Linked DNA regions of Homo sapiens: region 2 is linked to region 1. Evidence: chromatin loops called from intact Hi-C (ENCODE). Cell type or tissue: Caco-2. All regions are shown on one strand. Each heading gives the region's core, and the rest is flanking DNA. Links, peaks and the distances in the headings are about the cores only.

What was found. A loop is a pair of places that touch in the nucleus more often than their neighbours do. Peaks named below come from ENCODE experiments on the same cell type or tissue, not always from the same donor. Only the 100,000 strongest peaks of a DNase experiment are listed, where the experiment ranks them.
Region 2: it touches region 1 in a loop (2.1-fold over the local background); 2 of 110 quality-filtered maps call a loop at or near these places.

Annotation. Positions count from the first base shown.
Region 1 is chr20:33,002,044-33,007,420 of GRCh38, forward strand. SUN5 (Sad1 and UNC84 domain containing 5) reads right to left here and starts at 2,390. Exons shown (of 13, transcript NM_080675.4): 1 at 2,221-2,390; 2 at 818-876; 3 at 544-618. The coding sequence starts at 2,297. RefSeq lists an enhancer at 5,046-5,377. In Caco-2, for the core only: a CTCF peak has its summit at 3,195 (motif pointing left); no DNase peak of the experiment used is centred there.
Region 2 is chr20:33,093,559-33,098,935 of GRCh38, forward strand. BPIFB4 (BPI fold containing family B member 4) reads left to right here. Exons shown (of 18, transcript NM_182519.3): 12 at 1,542-1,595; 13 at 4,059-4,229. Among named protein-coding and RNA genes, the nearest start is that of BPIFB4, 17 kb to the left of the region's middle. In Caco-2, for the core only: CTCF peaks have their summits at 2,591 and 2,791; a DNase peak (open chromatin) is centred at 2,573.

The DNA of each region.
Region 1 (5,377 bases), core at 297-5,296:
CTTGTCTGGTTCATCCCAGAATGCCCACTATGGAGCTAGGCAAAAAGTAGGGGACTCAGAATTGACAGGAAGGTGAGAGGACACAGGGGTGGATGGAAGAAGGAAGAAGGGAATGGCTGTCTGGCTTGGAGGTGGATGAATCAGGAGATAGATGAGAGAATGGGAGACTGAAAGGATGGGTGGATGAACAGAAAGAGGGATGACTGGGTGGATGTACCTATGAAATAAGGTCTGGGAGAACTGATGAACTCAACAGGTGGATGGATGGGTGAAACCAGCAGCCAGACTGGTGGTAGAGGAGGGTTGGCAGTTAACTCCTCCTCCAGACAGCAAGCCTCCCTCCCAGTTCCCCTCTCCAGCCACCAAAGACTTTGGCAGGAATGATACCTCCGATGGGTAGAACTCCAGAGTTCAACCTGCAGCTCCCCACCACCCCTGCAGTCCAGGGCAGGCATTGCCACCCCCAGGTCAGCCTGGGCCGAGGCTGGACCCTCTCCCCAGACCCATATTGATGACGAAGGTGATTATTCAGTATATACGTACACACACATCCCAGCATGCACTGAGTCAGGCCTAGGGCTTGGTCATTGTTGCGGACAGGCAACAGGATGTTGTCATCTGCAGAGAGCACAGGACTGTCATGTCACTGCCAGCCTCTTGATTTGGTGCTTGCAGAGACCTAGGGAGCACCCAGAGCTTGGTGCGAACATCCCTGCCCCTGCCCCTTGCTGGGTAGCCCCAGGTTGCCCGTTTGACATCCCTGAGCCTCAGCCCCTCAGCTGCCCATGAAAATACCAGGGCACCTGTCCTTGCTCACTCATGTTTGGGGAGGTGTCCTCTGCCATCCTGCTGGTGTTCCGGCCTCGCTGGGCAATCCTGGGGATGATAAGATTCATAGTCGCATTTTACAATTATGAGGAACATAGTGTCCTTGGAATGTGCATACCACGTTCCAGATTGGGAAACTGAGGTACAGAGAAGGTTTCCCAACACCACCAGCCTGTGATTCAGGGACAGACCCAGGTCTGGCTGACCCCAAATCCAGGTATCCATCAAGGAAAAGACCCAGGTTGCTGTGGCAGTCACAGGCGGTTGTCGCCATGTCCCCGAGGTTGGCAGAAGCTTGGTTTTGTTCCTTTGTCTGCTCCTACCCAATGTGATTTTAGGCCATTTTGATTGGTCGAAGCCTGCTGTCGTGCTCCCATTCCCTGTGCTGTGATTGGTTCAAGGGTGAGGAAGTCTGCAGGGGTGAGGTAGGGTGAGGTAGGGGGGTGGTTACGAGGTAAGGGACTTGGGGGAAAAGTTAGGTTTAGGATTAGCTAAATGAGACCCACAGAAAACGATGCTTATTCTCCTTCCCCTAGACGCCACATTTCTGCGTGACACCTGAAACTGTGGTGGCCATCTTGTGACCATGAGAGGGGGCTAAAAGAGCAGAATGATGACAGGAACCTGGGTCTTGGGTGGCAGAACTGAGGAATTAACACACTCCGGAGCCCCCTGCACCTTGGGACCTCTTGATATGTGAGATTTAAAATTTTCCCTTATTTCTTAAGTCAAAGGTCTTTAAACATTTTTGTTTATACCACCTCAGAGTATTTATATTGGTTTATTAATAAATTATATATACACCCAATTGTACTAATACATTGTTTACCCTTCCCAAATGTACAGATTTATGGTAACATTCCTGAATAATATAAATTAAAAGAGGATGAAAGACATACATTCTAGCCTGGTTATTTCTTTTCTCACCCTTGGGGATTGTTTGGTATACTCTCTTGGGATATACACCCAGATTTGGGTGCCCAGAGATAGGCATCATTTTAAGTTGGAATTTCTGTCACCTGCATTCAGAGGCTTTCTGACAGATAAAGATGGCGAAATACTTGTTTCCTTCTTTCATACCAGTCTCCTGCACTAGACCGTGAGCTCCATGAGGGAACGGAGCACATCAGACTGGTGCCACACCGTGTTCCCCGTCCTCTGTGCATTTCCCGGCACACAGTAGATGCTCAATAAATGCGTGCTGGAAGGATGGCTGCTTCACCACTTCCTGGCTGGGAGACTTTGGGAATACCACTGCCAAACCTCTCTGGTCTTGGTGGCTGTCTCTGTACAGTACAGTTGACAATGCCACTCATCTCCAAGGACAGGGTGGAGGGGCAGCATTTTGTAAACTGTAAAGGGCTGGGCAAAGGGAGGGGCTGCCATCCTCACCTCCGGGGTCTGGGATTGTGGGCCACATCTTCGAGTAGGGCGCCTGGGTCCCCAGGGCTCCTTGAGGACCGTGGCATCGATTTCCTTCTTTAGGATTGGGGATGGAGATGGGAACTCTGGGAGCTGGTGAGGAGGAAGGGGCTGATGCCTCTGAATGTCCCCTGAAAAGTGCCAAGTGGAATCTGCCAGGATCAGTGGAGCAGTTGGCATTGTGACCTCACAGAGCAGGTGGGTGGAGGGGCAGGGGATGGGGCTAGTCTCCAGCTTGGCCCTAGAACCTCCCCCAGAGGAAGCCATTGTGACCCACTTTCCTTTCTTAAGATGGGGAAATTGAGGCATCAAGACAGGAAGGGCCATGCTGGGGTCTCAGAAGCTGGACAGGGGCGAGAGCTGAAGCTCCAGTAACCCAACCATGCTTTTCCTTGTTTCCTAGATCCCTTCCTGCCCCAAGCTTCCCAGGCTTTTCACCTTCTTAGGTTGCACCTGAATGCATTTTGTAATGCTGAGCTTCTCACTGGTGGACATTGTGCATAACACAAAATAACATTGCATGTGTTGTTGCTTTAATAAAGTTCTACTTTTTGTTGGGCCCGGTGGTTGATGCCTGTAATCCTAGTACTTTGAGAGGCAGAAGCGGGTGGATTGCCTGAGCTCAGGAGTTTGAGACCTGTCTGGGCAACATGGCAAAACCCCTTCTCTACTAAAAATACAAAAAATTGGCTGGGTGTGGTGGTGTGTGCCTGTAATCCCAGCTACTCGGGAGGCCGAGGCTTGAGAATTGCTTGACTCGGGAGGCGGCAGAGGTTGCCGTGAGCAGAAATCGCGCCATTGCACCCAGCCTGGGCAACAGAGTGAGACTCTATGTCCAAAAATAAAGTTCTACTTTTTTACTGGGGAAAATAAAAGCATAACCGAGTGGAAATGTCGGGCTAAGTTTTTTCTGTTCACCCTGCCTGTAGGGAGCTTGACTATTTGGATAGCAAAGCTAAAATGAATTCACTTTTGCCCCCTGGTGGCAGTTGCTTAAAATTGCAGGCTAATTACCAATGGGAAGTGGTACGATGGTCCCTCAAAGAGGCCCACACACTAAAACCTGAACATGTAAATATGTTAAGTCACAAGGCAAAAGGGAGTTAAAACTAGAAGAGCAATTTAAGTTGCTAATCAGTCGATCTTGAGATGGGAAGAATACCCTAGATTACCCATGTGGGTGCAATGTAATGACAAGGGTCCTTAAAAATGGAAGAGGGAGGCAGGGAGATGGCAGCACAAGAAGCACTCAGCCCAACATGCTGGCTTTGAAGATGGAGGAAGGGACCAGGAGCCAAGGAATAAGGGCAGCTTCTAGAAGCTGGAAAAGGCAGGTGGACAATTCCTCTCCTACAGCCTCCAGCAAGGAACACAGCCCTGCCAATACTTCCTTGATTTTAGCCCAGGGAGACCCATCTGGGACTTCAGACCTCCAGAATGGTAACATGATAAATTGTGTCTTAAGTCACTAAGTTTGTGATAATACATTATTGCAGCAACAGGACACCAATGCAAAACCCCTGAGAATATTCAGTGAAGGGGAAACTCTGAAATGCCACCACTACAATTGTTACAAGGGTCTTTCAAATGTATACTCATTCATTTATTCATTCAACAAATATTTATGCACCTAGTATGGTCCAGGTGCTGGAAACAGGGCTGAGCAGAACCAGCTCCCATCCCTGCGGATGCAGGCAAAGTGGCTGGCAGAACATTCTGCATATAGCAGGTGCTCACCAAACGGTGCTTGCCATTGCTGTCAGGAGCCGGTTGAGATCTGGGATGGGCTGGTGAGAATCTCCCTCTTTTATGTCTACTGGCTGTCACCCAAATGGCTCTTGTGCTGGAAATATTTAAGAAAAGGAAGTGTCCAGGCCAACAGCAAACACCAAGAGTGGGTTTGGTCAATATTTGCGCCTCTGTCCACTGAGTCTGCTGTTTGCATCAGCTATGGTGAGGGCGCAGGAGGGGCCGGTCTTGGGCATTGGTGGACAGACCAAGGCCAGGAGCAGGGTGTCAGGGAGCTCACAGCAGGCTCTTCTCATTCCTCTTTGCGTCTAGAATAGGGGCAAGGGAGCACTGGTTGGGAGGCAGGGCTGGTTCAAGTGAGCTCCAGCTGCTCAGGGGAGGGCTTGATGGTGTCTGTGGTCAGCTTTGTAGACACTGGTGGAGGCCTAGCACAGGGTGGGCCTGGGAGCTGGGCCTGATATTTGGGCTGGTGTGGGGTCAGTGGGAGTCAAAGAGTGCCCTGGAGTTGGGGAAAGGCCCCAAGTCATCCTGTGCCAATGAAGAAAAATGGAAAGGCCATCGCCTGCTGTGCACACATATATGCACACACACAAGAACATATATACATGTACCTCCCCATCCCAGGAAACAGTCCACTTGCATACACACATGCACCTAACACCACACACTCACAGACCCACAAACACTCAGTAGGCCAAGCCCACACATGCATACATGTACACAAAACTCCCCACCTCTGTGGTCCTGTTGGATTGTGTGAATAGACACACAACACCATAAACCAAGATGCCAACGTGCCCATTTCATGTCCACACTCACACATAAGAGCACACATTTTCCCCGTACATGTGACTATGCACACACACTCACATGCATGTATCAACACAACCCTCATCCACACATGTGCATATGCAAATTCCTTCATGCGCACACACAGTTCCTTGGGTCCCATCCAGCCAAGGCGGAGGCTGACGTTTGTAATGTGGAAAGAGACCGTGGACTAATCCATTGTGAGTGGAATGTGCATTTGGAGAGAGGCTGGGATGTTAAGCTGTGGGGACAGGTCACGCACACTTTCTCTTCTGTTCCCTTCTGAGTTAGGGCTCAGTTTGTGACTGGGATCAGGGCTCAGCATGTGATCAGGGTCAGAGCTCAGTAACTGGGGTCAGGACTCAGTGTGTGAATATGTGACAGGGTCAGGGCTCAGTCAATGACTGAGGATGGTGCTCAGGTAGCCTTCTGCCCCTCCTAAAAGGGTCATGTTTCCGAGAGAGCTTGGAGGTACCAGGCTTGAGGGGTCATTGCAGCCATCCCCTTGCCTATGGGAGGGGGGATGGGGTCCTCATGGGCCCCATCCTCCCAGGCCTTGGCTGGGCAT
Region 2 (5,377 bases), core at 194-5,193, 91 kb after region 1:
AACCCATCCATCTATCCAGCCATCCACCTATCCACTCACCCACCCACCCATCCACCATCAACCCATCCATCCATCTACTCATCAACCCGACCATCCATCCATCAACCCATCCATCTATCCATCCATCCACCTATCCACTCACTCACCCACCCATTTACCCATCAACCCACTCATCCATATCCACTAATCCATCCACCTATCCATCTATCCATTTATCTATCCATCCACCCACCCATCCACCCATCTATCCACCCATTTATGCATTCCTTCACAATTCATCCATCCATCCATCCATCCATCCATCCACCAATCCATCCATCCATTTATATATCCATCCACCCACTCACCCATTATCAATCTATCTGTCTGATCTGTCTGTCTGTCTCTCTGTCTGTCTCCCTGTCTGTCTATCCATCTATCTTATCTGTTTTTGAGCAATTTGAGCTTTCGCAGACATCATGACAATTCATTCCATAAACTTCACTGTATATCTCCTAAGAACAAGACATTCTGCACAAAACCATCATACAAATGATGCCAACACTTGCTTCCATTAAGAGAAAAGTCTCCACTTGGTGTCCGTATATAGTTAGCCCTCTCTTGCACTTGTCGTTGTCCCCTTTTAAACTAAGAGAGAACAGAGCTCATGCCCAAAGCTCTCCACAGACAATGATATCCATGCAGAAGGTAATGGCATTATTTTGTTTTTATTGTATTTGGTTTTACAGTTGCCATCTCTTTGTGTCAAGTGGTACTGGCTTTCCATTTTGAGTATTTGAGGTCTTAAGAAGCAAGCCAATTTAAAAATGCTAAGTAAATAATAGTACAGGTGGTTCAAGGATATGACAGAGGTCATGAATTTAGTGGACACTGAGTTATGCAAATGGACTTGATGCTGGTCTCCTTGTTTTAATAAGGAATGACATTTGTTTCTTTTCTTTTTCTTTCTTTCTTTTTTTTTTTTTTGAGACAGAATCTTGCTCTGTCACCCAGGCTGTAGTGCAGTGTTGTGATGTTGGCTCACTGCAACCTCCATCTCCTGGGTTCAAGCAATTCTCCTGCCTCAGCCTCCCAAGTAGCTGGGATTACAGGCATGTGCCATCATGCCCGGCTAATTTTTGTATTTTTAGTAGAGGCGGGATTTTCACCATGTTGGCCAGGCTGGTCTCAAACTCCTGATCTGAAGTGATCCACCTGCCTCGGCCTCCCAAAGTGCTGGGATTACAGGCATGAGCCACCGTTCTCGCCCAAGAATAACATTTTTAGAGGAGAAATATTCAGGTTTTGCCTGCTGTTCTTTGAAACACTCCTTGGTCAGCTTAAGTCAGCCCAGGTCACTTAACCACAAACTGGCTACGGTGATCTGCGTATGGTGATGATGGCTGGGTAGGCAGGACTTCCCCAGGGGTCTTTCAGGGAGAGAAGACGAAGACGCCCTGCTGGGTGTTGTAAAGCATGTAGGAGTTTAATCACTGTATTAGCAACTCCTGTCTGTACCGATAGCCTCCAGGATTCACGTGGCCCTTCTTCTTGTCCTATAGTTTGAAGAGCTTCCTCCACTTACCACAGCCACACTGGGAGCCCTGATCCCCAAGGTATGTAAGGTGGGCAGGTCCCATTGCCTTCAGCCTCATTCTCTATCTTGTTTGAGAAACTGGATTGGAAGGGAAGATGCTCAGCGCTGGGGTGGGGTGCTCTCCCCCGAACCCCTGCTTGGGAGTGCAGTGACAGTGACAAGGGCTTGCAGGCTAGACCCCCATGGGTGGGGGCGGGGGAAGACACAGAGGGTTGAGGTGGAAAGACCCTGAATTCTATAGGTGGTCCAGCCTGCATAGGCCTAATCCTAGCCTGGCCACTTCCCTTGCTGTGTGACTTTGGAGAAGAGTCTTAACATCTCTGAGCCTTAGCTTCCTCATCTGTCAAAAAAGGCTGCTGATACCTATTCCATAGGTTATCATAGGAAGGTAAATGAGATGATGCATGTAAAGGTGTCAACGCGGGCCAGGCACACTCGGGTGCACAGCTGCTTAGAGGGAAAAGCCAGGCCTTTGGAACAGACAGACATGAGTCAGCACATCCCAGTCATATGACCTTAGATGCACAATTCCTCTCTCTGAGCCTCAGTTTTCTCATCTGGAAAACGGGGTAACCATGCTCACTTCAGAGGGTGGCTGTGGACCTGGAGTCTGCACCAAGGCAAGGAGCAGGCATTTGATCAACATGAACTATTATTGCTGTTGTTAATAATTACACATTACTTCTTTTTTTAAAAAAAAGCAAGTGTGCTTTTGTCCAATTAGTGACCATATAGAGTTGGAACAAAGGCCTTTCCCACCCCAGTTCTGGTCCCATGTCTGGTTCTGGGCCTATTACCTTGCACCTGGAAGCAAAGGGCTCTGTACCTAGTAAGTGTTATGCAGGTGTGAATGATGGCTGCAATCTATAGCCATTTTAGACATTTTTCACCTCTTTTCTGCCTGCCCTGTTTAGTCCTGGGTGGAATTCAAAGGCTCTAGGGGGAGAACAAACTCAACACGTGGTCACTATTGCCCTCATGTGGCTGCAAATTGAACATCGGAAGGATCATTCTCTAGGGTGGTAACAGTGGCAGCTCCAGCCAGCAGGTGGACCCCTCAATCAACTGGACCTTTTATTTACTGGGTCACTTCCTATGTGCACTGCACTTTACAGCTTATGAAATTGTTTTTTAGAGTATACTTTTTCTTTCTTTTTTTGAGACAGAGTCTTGCTGCGTTGCCTAGGCTGGAGTGCAGTGGCACAATCTCAGCTCACTGCAAACTCTGCCTCCCTGGTTCAAGCAATTCCCCTGACTCAGCCTCCTGAGTAGCTGGGACTACAGGCATGCACCACCATGCCTGGCTAATTTTATATTTTGAGTAGAGACAGTATTTCGCCATGTTGACCAGGCTGGTCTCGAACTCCTGACCTCAAGTGATCTGCCCACCTCGGCCTCCCAAAGTGCTGGGAGTACAGGCATGAGCCACAGTGCCCAGTCAGAATATACTTTTTCAATTGGTTCTGATCATTCCCTCTATCCACAGGACCAAAGAGGAGAAGCACACCATTTACAGATGGGGAAACAGAGGCTCAGAGAGGTCACATGATGAGGCAGTAGCAGAGCTGGGGTAGAATAGGGACTGAGTCCTCAGTGGCGCTGGGACTGCAGCAGGGGGGATTCAGGCTGGACCCAGCAATGTGTCCTGGAGACCTGGGCTGCACGGAGTCACCAGGGGAGGGGACTTCTTTCTGTTTCTTTTGAAAGTAATATTGTGGTTTTGCCCATTTCTCTATGGTCAGTTAACATATTTAAGAAGTATATTCCTTAAAGTATGTATTTTTGGTAAGTCAATCATTTGATAAATATGGCAAACTGCCATTTTATGAATTGTCCCTTTAGTAAATTAGCTTTCAGGGAATCAAACTGCAGCAAACAAGCTCAAGTCCCTCCAGCAATCCGGGCTCGGGGGCAGCCTGTGCCTTGCCTGGGACCTCCCTGTGGGATTCCCCAGGCGTGGACTTCTCATTTCAGGAACAGTGTTCAGAGGCATTGGGAGGCTCTGGGCTCTGAGCCCACAGACATGCACTGGAATCTTAACTTTCCTCCTGGCCTTGGACAATTTCCTTGGCATTCCCCTCTGAGGCCCTGTTTTCTCATCTGTAATGTGGAGAAAAAAAAATACCCCATGGGTTGTTGTAATGACTGAATGAAATTAAGACTGTCCATTCAGCACCTGGCCAGCATCTCTGGGAGACCCCATTTCACTCAGTACCAAGTTTTAAGCATTTCCAGGTGTCAGGCATTGAGCCTGAATTTTGCCGGCATGATCACAGTTATTTCTCATAGTAACCCCATGTGCAAGGCTTGGAGAGGGCAGCTCCTTGCCCAGTTCTCACAGTGGGTCATTGGCTTTGCCTGTGGTTTGTTGGACTCAAGCAACATGAGACCCCGGTGCTCTGTGTTTAGAGGTTGGCTGATAACCCCCTGGGTACCTCCTATGCTAAGGGCCCTGTCCATCTGGCCTGGTGCCTGCCCACAGGTGTTCCAGCAGTACCCCGAGTCCTGCCCACTTATCATCAGGATCCAGGTGCTGAACCCACCATCTGTGATGCTGCAGAAGGACAAAGCGCTGGTGAAGGTGTTGGCCACTGCCGAGGTCATGGTCTCCCAGCCCAAAGACCTGGAGACTACCATCTGCCTCATTGACGTGGTGAGTGTCTGGAGGTACTGGTGGCCTCCAGCTGGGCCTCAAGACAGAGCCACATGGTCTCCTGGAGCCCAAAGACCCCTTCAAATCCCCTCAATCTCCACCATCATGACTATGGGCCCAACTTTGGGGCCAGAGGCTCTAACCCAAATCTAGCCTTTACCACTTCCAGCTACATGACTTTGGACAAGTCACTCCCTATCTCTAGACTAGAATCTTAACTCTCTTGCTGGCCTTGCACAATTTGCTTGGCATTTCCTTCTGAGCCCCAGTTTTCTCATCTGTAACATGGAGAAAAAATACCACATGGGGTTGTCGTGATGACTGAATGAAATTAAGACTGATTTTCTCCTCTGCCACAGGGGGATGGCAGTAGGGCATTAGTAAGATGCTCAGAGCAGTGCCTGACATACCCTAAAGGCTGCCAAAGTGTTAGCTGATATTATTCTCACAGGTTGCCTATACCCAGTGTGTGGCCAAGCCAGTCTTGATCATTCATTCAGCAATATTTATTGAGCACCTACTATGTGTTATGCTTTCTACTTGACACTGGGGAAAGGGGAAACGAGACAGATGGTGCCTGCTCTCTTGTACCTGGTACCTAGCAGGGGACAGATACAAATACAACAATTTTCACAATTATTTCATAGAAAGGAATCCTCTTAAAATGTGAACCATGGCCAGGCATGGTGGCTCACACTTGAGAACCCAGCTCTTTGAGAGGCTGAGGTGGGTGGATCACTTGAGGCCAGGATTTCGAGACCAGCCTTGTCAACATGGTGAAACTCTGCCTCTACTAAAAATACAAAAATCAGCTGGATGTGGTGGCACACACCTGTAGTCCCAGCTACTCGGGAGGCTGAGGCACGAGAATCGCTTGAACCTGGGAGGCGGAGGCTGCAGTGAGCCGAGATCGCACCACTGCACTCCAGCCCGGGTGACAGAGCAAGACTCCATCTCAAAAAAAAAAAAAAAAAAATGAACCATGTTTCTCCTCTGCATTCCTTCAATTCTGAAATAAAAGCCCATCTCCTGACAATGGCCCACAAAGTCCTCATGACCATCCCCTCATCACCTCTGAGCTCCTCAGTGTTCCTCCAACATGTCAGGCACTGTCTGACCTCAGGGCCTTTGCAGATGCTGTTCCCTCT